2 separate regions of the Homo sapiens genome follow, and region 2 is linked to region 1. Evidence: chromatin contacts called from ENCODE Hi-C data. All regions are on one chromosome and are shown on one strand. The core of a region is the stretch at or near the end of the contact, and the rest is flanking DNA. Distances in the headings are between cores, read along the strand shown. Region 1 has its middle 19 kb from the start of ZBED1. Region 2 has its middle 42 kb from the start of ASMT.

Region 1 (5,366 bases), core at 2,672-5,171:
TACAGTGAGCTGAGATTGCGCCACTATACTCCAGCCTGGGCAACAAGAGCAAAACTTCGTCCCAAAAAAAAAAAAAAAAAAAGAAAATGTACTTTAAACAGCTAATGATGACTACATTTTTGTTTCAGCTCCAATGTATCTTTCTAAGGTCAGATTTCTTCCTTCCTTCCTTTCTCTTTCTCTCTTTCTCTTTCTTTTCTTTTTTTCTCTTCCTTCCTTTCTTTCTCTTTCTTTCTTTCTCTTTCTTTCTCTTTCTTTCTTTCTTCTCTTTGTTCTTTCTCTCCTTCTTCTTATTCTTTTTTCTTCTTCCCCTCCCTCCCTCCCTTCCCTCCCTCCCTCCGTCCCTCCCTCCCTCCCTTCCTTCTTTTTTCTTTTCCTTTCTTTTTTTTTCTTTCTTTCTTTCGAGATGGGGTCTTGCTATGTTAACCAGGCTGGTCTTAAACACCTGGCCTCAAGCAATCCTCCCGTCTTGGCCTCCCAAAATGCTAGGATTACAGGCATGAGCTACTGTGTCCAGCCTGAGGTTTCTGTCTTCATTCTCCATTGCATGCTTGTCCACCATAGAGTCTATTCAACTACATGTTCTGTAAAAGCATCATAATGGAAAAACAGTTTTTCTTTGCTTTACATTCCCATATGTTCCATGTATGAAATCCAGAAAAGGCTAAGTTCTCAGACATGATCTGCTCCTGTCGGAATTCTAAGGACTGAGGGAGAGTACATTATTCTCACATTCTAAGTCTTAAAGTCATTCTCAGTGCTTTCACTTTCAACATTTTTGTCTGAACGATGACCGCACGTTCATTTTTCAGGGTGCATTTTGGTCTCCAGTTTAAATATCCTATCTGTGAGGCCGGGCATGGTGGCTCATGCCTGTAATCCCAGCACTTTGGGAGGCCAAGGTTGGTGGGTCACGAGGTCAGGAGATCGAGACCATCCAGGCTAACATGATGAAACCCCGTCTCTACTAAAAATACAAAAAATTACCTGGGCATGGTGGCGGGTGCCTGTAGTCCCAGCCACTCAGGAGGCTGAGGCAGGAGAATCACTTGAACCCGAGAGGCAGAGGTTGCAGTGAGCAGAAATCGCGCCACTGCACTCCAGCTTGGGTGACGACAGAGCGACACTCTTTCTCAAAAAAAAAAAAAAAATCCTATGTATGTTCCATCTCTTCTTTATTTCTATGATATGGAATGTGACATGGTTTGGATTTGTGTCTCTGCCCAAAGCTCACGTTGAATTGTCATCTGTGGTGTTGGAGGTGGGGCCTGGTGAGAGGTGGGTGAATAACAGGGGTTGTTTCTAATGGCTTACCATCATCCCCCAGTGCTGTCTTGTGATAGAATTTTGTTTGTTTGAGATGTAGTTTTGCTCTTGTAGCCCAGGCTGGAGTACAATGGCACAATCTCCACTCACTGAAACCTCTGACTCCTGGGTTCAAGCGATTCTCCTGCCTCAGTGTCCAGAGTAGCTGGGATTACAGGCGCCTGCCACCAAGCCTGGCTAATTTTTCTATTTTTAGTAGAGATGGGGTTTCACCATGTTGGTCAGGCTGATCTTGAACTCCTGACCTCAAGTGATCCCCCTGCCTCAGCCTCCCAAAGTGCTGGGATTAGAGGCGTGAGCCACCGCACCCGGCCTCGTGATAGAGTTCTCAGGAGATCTGGTTGTTTAAAAGTGTGTGGCACCTTCTCCTTCACTCTCTCTCTCCTGCTCCACCATGTGAAGATGTGTGCGCTTCACCTTTCCCTTCACCACGACTGTAAGTTTGCTGAGGCCTCCCCAGGAGCAGAAGCATGTACAGCCGGCAGAACTGTGAGGCCTCCACAGCCATGCTTACTGTACAGCCTGTGAATCTGTGACTCAATTAAACCTCCTTTCTTTATGAAATACCCAGTCTCAGGTAGTTCTTTATAGCAATGTGAGAACAAACTAATACAGAAAGAAAATTTTTTCCTGATGAGAAAATGTCTGACAGTTTTCCTCAAAATTTGTATCGTTGTACAGATGTCCAAGTTGGTAGCTCAGGAAGTCTGTAATTACCAACAACATTCTTCATCATCGTCACTGTCATCACCATCATCATCATCATCCTCACTGTCACCATCATCATCACCCTCATCATCATCATCCTCACCATCATCATCATCCTCACCATCATCATCACCATCATCACCATCACCATCGTCATCATCCTCACCATCATCATCACCATCATCACCATCACCATTATCATCCTCACCATCCTCACCATCATCATCATCCTCACCATCATCATCACCATCATCACCATCACCATTATCATCCTCACCATCATCACCATGATCATCATCCTCACCATCATCATCACCATCATCGCCATCATCCTCACTGTCACCATCATCATCCTCACCATCATCATCACCATCCTCACCATCATCCTCACTGTCACCATCATCATCCTCACCATCATCATCCTCACCATCATCATCACCATCATCATCACCATCATCATCCTCACCATCATCATCACCATCATCATCCTCACCATCATCCTCACCATCATCATCCTCACCATCATCATCCTCACCATCATCATCCTCACCATCATCATCACCATCATCATCCTCACCATCATCATCCTCACCATCATCATCCTCACCATCATCCTCACCATCATCATCCTCACCATCATCATCCTCACCATCATCATCACCATCATCATCCTCACCATCATCATCATCACCATCATCATCACCATCATCATCCTCACCATCATCATCACCATCATCATCCTCACCATCATCATCACCATCATCATCCTCACCATCATCATCCTCACCATCATCATCCTCACCATCACCATCATCATCCTCACCATCATCATCACCATCATCATCCTCACCATCATCATCCTCACCATCATCACCATCACCATCCTCACCATCATCATCCTCACCATCATCATCACCATCATCATCACCGTCATCATCACCGCCATCATCCTCATACACATCATCATCATCCTCACCATCATCCTCACCATCATCATCCTCACCATCATCATCCTCACCATCATCATCACCGTCATCATCCTCACCAACATCATCACTGCCATCATCCTCATACACATCATCATCATCCTCACCATCATCATCACCATCCTCACCATCATCACTCTCGCCATAATCATCACCATCATCATCCTCGCCATCATCATCGCTGTCGCCATCATCACCATCATCATCCTCACCATCACCATCACCACTGTCACCATCATCATCACCATCATCCTCATCGTCACCATCATCATCACCATCTTCATTATCACCATCACCATCATCATTATTATCACCAAGCTTAAATGCTTGCTTTGCCCTCTTTTCCAGAGACTCTTGACCTCTGGTTTTACTGTGTGTACCAGAAAAGTCTTCGTAATTATGTGGCCTCTGATTGTTTTTTCTAAGAGAGTAAGAGGAATCACGGTGGACGTATTCTGCCTGAATGTGTCAAAACCGTGCTAAGAGCTCTGAACATGAATATTAACATTGGGTATTTACTTTTCCTGTTCCTACGTGTCTGTTTTTTAAAAAAACAATTTTATCATGGACATTGAGGATGATACGTTGTGGTGCAGTCAGGTATTTTCCTTTATAGAAAGAGTCTATTCCTCTATAGAAGAGTCTATCAGACAGTTAGCTTCGCTGGATATACACTTTAATCTTTGTGTTTGCTGAAGTGGGCAGGAGTTTAAATATCTGCTCAGTTCTTTCAACATCACACTGATGGATTCCTCTTGGTTCTCTGAGGTCTCCCCACACATGCATAATCCAGATGACCAAATATTTGGGCAGCGTTCAAATCCAGACTTGGAGTTCCCTTAAACCGTTGCATATTCCCCTTTTAAACATTTCCTCCTCGTGTTGCAGGGTCTCTGGCAGCTGCCAGCTCTCTCGTGACTCTTCAGGCTAGTAAACCTGCAGAAGTTCTCACTTCCCCAGAATTAAGCGACTTTGGGAAGCCCCCTGCAGAAAGGACGTGCAAATGCTAATCTTCACAGGGCAGTTCCCCATTTGTCAGAGAGTTCCTCTGCCCACATTTCTGCCTGTTTGGGGCCAAGGGTCTTCACATCGTTTTTTAAAAGGCTTCATCCAGAGTTTATCCTTGTGATCTCCGGGACGTTCTGTCCAATACACACTATTCTTCAACGACTGGAAGTGAGAGTCGAGAATTAAGAGCAACTTTAAGGATTCAGATTTGCCAGGCACAGTGGCTTATGCCTGTAATCTCAGTATTTTGGGAGGCTGAGGTGGGCAGATGACCTGAGGTCAGGAGTTCGAGGCCAGCCTGGCCAACATAGTGAAACTCTGTCTCTACTAAAAATACAAAAATTAGCCGGGCATGCTGGTGCATGCCTGTAATCTCAGCTACTTCAGAGGCTGAGGCAGAAGAATCACTTGAACCCAAGAGGTGGAGGTTGCAGGAAGCCAAGATCGTGCCACTGCACTCTAGCCTGGGTGACAGGGTGAGATTCTATTTCAAAAAAAAAAAAAAAAAAGGAGAAAAAAAAGGATTCAAGTTTCAAGTGGTCAAGCAAGAGAAGGCTTTGGCCTCAGAATTCGAGTCTCAGCACTTTCATCTGTCATGAAAACATTACGTCATGTCTTATGACTTAGCTCCTGGTATGGCGAGGCCTTTGAAGTGAGATGATTTGAGAGAAATCTCACATTCTAAATGTGAGGTTTTTAAAATTACATAAGTAATATTATATAAAATATCGGTCATAATGATTGTATGCAGTAAGTGCTCAATAAATACTAAATGTGATTTTTGTGATGTGCGATACATTTCAATGCTTCACTTTAAAAATTGGTCGAATTACACTTGTGATTATTTTACTATTAAAAACAAAATGTGCCGGGCGCAGTGGCTCACACCTGTAATCCCAACACTCTGGGAGGCCAAGGTGGGGGGATCACTTGAGGCCAAGGTTCAAGAGCAGCCTAGCCAATATGGTGAGACCCTGTCTCTACTAAAAATACCAAAATTAGCCGGGCATGGTGGCGTGCACTTGTAGTCCCAGCTACTTGGTAGGCTGAGGCAGGAGAATCGCTTGAACCCAGGACACGGAGGTTGCAGTGAGCTGAAATCATACCACTGCCCTCCAGCCTGGGCAACAAAGCAAGACTGCATCTCAAAAACAAAAGCTAAAACAAAACAAAAGAAAACAAAAAACCCCACAAAATGCGATTATTATTATTACACAGAAGTTTGCTCATTGTTAAGCCTTCTCATACTCAATATTGGATATTTTCTCCACCGTAATAACACCAGAAACCTATTATCCACTGTTTCAATAAGGAAATTAAATCACTTAGAAGTGTTTC
Region 2 (4,960 bases), core at 1,878-4,377, 860 kb before region 1:
GAGCCGAGATCATGCCACTGCACTCCAGCCTGGGTGACAGAGCAAGACTCCGTCTCAAAATCAAAAAAAAAAAAAAAAAAAAAAAGAAAGAAAGAAAGAAAAGAAAGAACGAACCATAAAAATGGGTAACCAGCAACCTTGGGGACTGCTCTGTCTACGGAGTAGCCATTCTTTTATTCCTTTACTTTCCCAATAAACTCGCTTTCCCTTTGGTCTATGGACTTGCCCTCAATTCTTTCTTGCATGAGATCCTAGAACCCTCTCTTGGGATCTGGATGAGGACCCCTTTCTGGTAACAGAGGGGTGTGGCGAGGCCTGGCCAACCTCCACTTCCCAACATGGCATGAACTTTAAATTGAAATTGAAATAATTTCATGTTAAATTTTAGAGTGTCCTGGCCAAGGAGGGAGTCCATTCAGATTTTTATTTTTGCTTTATTTATTTATTTTTTATTTTTTTGAGAAGGAGTCTCGCTCTGTTGCCCAGGCTGGAGTGCAGTGGCCCCAACTCGGCTCACTGCAACCTCCGCCTGCCGGGTTCAAGCGATTCCCCTGCCTCAGCCTCCCAAGCAGCTGGGACTACAGGCGCCCGCCACCATGCCTGGCTAATTTTTTAATTTTTAGTAGAGATGGGGCTTCACCATGTTGGTCAGGCTGGTCTTGAACTCCTGACCTCGTGATCCGTCTGCCTCAGCCTCCTAAAGTGCTGGGATCACAGGCATGAGCCACCACGCCCGGCCTATTTTTGGTTTATGAGAGGAGCTGCTGATACCTGGAGACTTGATACCCACAAGCTCCCCTTAGCCACAGTTCCAAAACAGGACATGGCTCAAGACCGCGTCTGGGGAGGAGGGGGAGACAGGATAATTCAGGCCTGCTGGGTGCTGCCTGCTGGGGGTACCCAGGGTCTGTAGATGTGTAAAGCCAGAGAGCTGGGACCAGAGTCTGCTGTTTCATTTTGCCCAAGACTTTCTGTGGGCCTCCTGGAATAAGGCAGACCAGCTGATGGTTGTTTTTTTTTTTTTTGACAGAGTCTTTCTCTGTCACCCAGGCTGGAGTGCAATGGCGCGATCTCGCCTCACTGCAACCTCCGTCTCCCAGGTTCAAGTGATTCCCCTGCCTCAGCCTCCCGAGTAGCTGGGACTACAGGTGCGCACCACCATGCCTGGCTAAATTTTGTATTTTTAGTAGAGATGGGGTTTCAGCATGTTGGTTAGGCTGGTCTTGTACTCCTGACCTCAAGTGATCCACCAGCCTCGGCCTCCCAAAGTCCTGGGATGACAGGCGTGAGCCACCACGCCAGGCCCGGGTAATATCTCTTATAGCTAGAGTGATTTTAGAGTGACCTTCGCATATCGTGACCCGTGAGTGAGTTTCCTGGGCGTGATGGTTAATACTGAATGGCAGCTTGATTGGATTGAAAGATCCAATCAAAGCGTTGTTCCTGGGTGTGTCTGTGAGGGTGTTGCCAAAGGAGAATAACACTAGAGTCAGTGGACTCGGAGAGGCAGAACCCCCCTCAATCTGGGTGGGCACCGTCTCATCAGCTGCCAGTCTGGCCAGAATAAAAGCAGGCAGAGGAGCGTGAAAAGGCTAGACTGGCTTAGCCTCCCAGCCTCCATCTTCCTCCTTTGCTGGATGCTTCCTGCCCTGGACCACTGGACTCCAAGTTCTTAATCCTTGGGACTCAGACTGGCTTCCTGCCTCCTCAGCTTGTAGATGACCTATGGTGGGACCTCACCTTGTGACTCTGTGAGTTAATTCTCCTTAATAAACTCCCCTTCATATATATATAATTCATGTGGACTCTTTCTAGACCATATAGATTGTATTAGTCAGGGTTCCTTAGAGGAATAGAACAAATAGAAGATACACACACACGCACACACACATATATATGTACGTATATGTGTGTATATATACACGTGTATATATACACACATATATACACGTGTATACACACACATGTGTATATATACATGTATACACATATATGTGTATATGCACATGTGTATACACACATATGTGCATGTACACATATGTGCATATACGCATATATACACGTGTGTATACGCATATATACGTGTGTACACGCATATATACACGTGTGTACACACATATATACACGTGTGTACACGCATATATACACGTGTGTATACGCATATATACACACATACACACATATATACACACATATACACACACACATATATATACACACACAATACATATATATGTGTGTGTGTGTGTGCGTGTGTGTGTATATATCTTCTATTAGTTCTATTCCTCTAAGGAACCCTGACTAATACAATGTATATGGTCTAAAAAGAGTCCATATGAATAATCCACTCCTAGTTTAGCATATCATCAAGAAATAACCATAAAAATGGGGGCCAGGTGTGGTGGCTCACGCCTGTCATCCCAGCACTTTGGGAGGCCGAGGTGGGTGGATCGCCTGAGGTCGGGAGTTTGAGACCAGCCTGGCCAACATGGTGAAACCCCATCTCTACTAAAAATACAAAAAAAATTAGTCGGGCATGGTGGCAGTTACCTGTAATCCCAGCTACTCGGGAGGCTGAGGCAGGAGAATCGCTTGAACCCGGGTGGCGGAGGTTGCAGTGAGCCGAGATCACGCCACTGCACTCCAGCGTGGGTGACAGAGTGAGACTCCATCTCAAAAAAAAGAGAAAAGGTTGTATTCTTTTGAGTCCTTGATAGCCTCTGACTGAATACATCATGTATTAGTTTGGTGTAGAAGTAACGGAGTGAAAACAAAAACAACAAAACAACCACCACCACCACCACAACAAAAAACACCCAGGCACAAAAGTGCAAAATGGCACAATATCATTTGCATGAAGTGTCTAGAATAAGACTGCTTGCAGAGTCAGAGAGCAGATGGGTGATTGCTTAAGGCTGAGAGCAGGGAGACTGGGGAGTGACGGTTTAATGGGTATGGGGTGTTTTTTTTTGGGTTACGAAGGTGTTCTGGAACTAGCTAGGGCCGGTGGTTGTGTAAAATGCTCAGTGCACTAAATCGTCTCTTCATTGTGCAATTTTTAAAATGGCAAACTGTGTGTGATGGGTATTTTCCCACAGTAAGAAACAGCAGCAGCACAAAGGGAGGTGATAACTCACGTCATATCACACCCTGCAGGCCCCATCACCCTTCCTCCTTCCTCTGTTCACCTCCTCCTCCTTTTCCGGGCTCTGCAGACGAGCCCGGGCAGCCCTCCCCGCTGGCCGTCTGGACCCAGGCCTGCCTGTCTTGGGTGCATTTTAGGACATTAAGTCTGGCTGGAACCTGAGAGCATCAGCCATGCGGTAAGTCCCCACATCCCTCCAGCAGTCTGGGAGGGGAGCTCTCTCCTTTGCTTTTGTACACTCTGGAGAAAATTGTCAGGCAGCAGACATGAAGAGCCTCTGGGGAGATTCAGTGAGGGCTGGCAGGCAGGTGTCCAGGAGCCTGAGTGACTCACGAGAGAAAGGACATATTCCTTAAAGACAAATTCATCAACGGATTGGTTTAAATAATTCCTGCTCAGCACATCCCAAATTAAGCTTCGTCATCAGACACTGCATCTGTTGCCTTTTCTAGAAACATGAGCTCTAAGCTCAGTGACACCGTCTGTCAGGGTTTCAACGTTTCACCTCCCCCCTCCAGGGGAGCCGGTTTCCATACACCAAAGCTCTCCAAGGTCCAGTTGTGAGGATGGGGAACGCTGGCTGTCTGGTGACGGCCTTTCCAAAGCTGCCCTGTCCTCTTGCATTAAGAAAGATTAGTTTGTACTCCGGGAGGAGAGGCGCAGAAGGTTAACAAGATTAGAGAGAGCTCCTGAGACCTGCGGTGAGATTCCCTGAGGGATGTGGCTAATAAAACTGTAAAAACAACGCAGGCGGTGTCTCTCACCGCCGGGTCCTGATTTCAGGGCCGCAAATGTCTACCTCTTCTAGGCAGTTTGCTACCTCAATAATTTAGGTTGTCAGTTGTGGTATCCAAGCCCCAGCACACTTTTTTGTTTGTTTGTTTGTTTGTTTGTTTTGCAGTTTGCAGGTGATAGTTTCTAAAGATGTGTTTTTCTATTTTTCTTTCTTTCTTTCTTTTTTTTTTTTTTTTTGAGACAGAATCTCACTCTGTCGCCCAGGCTGGAGTGCAGTGGGGCGATCTCAGCTCACTGCAAGCTCCGCCTCCCGGGTTCACGCCATTCTCCTGCCTCAGCCTCCCGAATAGCTGGGACTACAGGCGCCCGCCACCACGCCCGGCTAATTTTTTGTATTTTTAGTAGAGACGGGGTTTCACTGTGTTAGCCAGGATGGTCTCGATCTCCTGACCTCGCGATCTCCCCGCCTCGGCCTCCCAAAGTGCTGGGATTACAGGCATGAGCCACCACGCCTGGCTAATTTTTTGTATTTTTAGTAGAGACGGGGTTTCACTGTGTTAGCCAGGATGGTCTCGAACTCCTGACCTCGTGATCCGCCCACCTCAGCCTCCCAAAGTGCTGGGATAACAGGCGTGAGCCACCGCGCCCGGTCTATTTTTCTTAACTAAGAAATGTGTATGTGTGTGCATATGGTTGTGTGGCTGGTAGAGGTGGAGAGCTTCAGGAATGTGTGTATGCGTGTGTGTTTCTGCGTGTGTCTGTGTATGTGTTTGTGTGTTATCTTTGCTTGTGATTATGTTTGTGTCTGTACATATGTGTGTGTCTTTGTGGATGTGTGTTTGTATATGTATGGCTGTCTGTGTGTGTTTGCCTCTTTGTGTATGCATGTGAATGTGTGTGTTTATATTTGTGTATTTATGTCTGTGTAAGTGTATTATGTATTTGCACATGAGTGTGTTTCTGCATGTGTATATTTGGGTGTCTGTGTGTGTGCATGTGTGTGTATATGCATGCTAGTGTGTGTGCAGTTGTTTGTGTATGCATTTGTGCATATGTGCATGTGTGCATTTGTGTGTGTAG

The links. Hi-C counts contacts between places; a loop is a spot of excess contacts on that map. Pooled maps may share reads with other maps.
Region 2: a map with no recorded cell type shows a loop between it and region 1 (4-fold over the local background). The contact joins two enhancer-like sites. A Hi-C loop is called at or near these places in 1 of 168 maps with a recorded cell type or tissue (OCI-LY7), 24 of 37 single-sample maps with no recorded cell type and 8 of 50 pooled maps.

Annotation. Positions count from the first base shown.
Region 1 is chrX:2,517,595-2,522,960 of GRCh38, forward strand. No RefSeq gene overlaps it. Among named protein-coding and RNA genes, the nearest start is that of ZBED1, 19 kb to the left of the region's middle. Within about 2 kb of position 3,922, at least 5 of the 41 ENCODE cell types and tissues checked have a DNase peak (open chromatin) inside an H3K27ac peak, as active enhancers do; they include OCI-LY7, where a contact is called at or near this core.
Region 2 is chrX:1,654,549-1,659,508 of GRCh38, forward strand. No RefSeq gene overlaps it. Among named protein-coding and RNA genes, the nearest start is that of ASMT, 42 kb to the left of the region's middle. RefSeq lists enhancers at 2,750-3,251, 3,252-3,751. Within about 2 kb of position 3,128, at least 9 of the 41 ENCODE cell types and tissues checked have a DNase peak (open chromatin) inside an H3K27ac peak, as active enhancers do; they include OCI-LY7, where a contact is called at or near this core.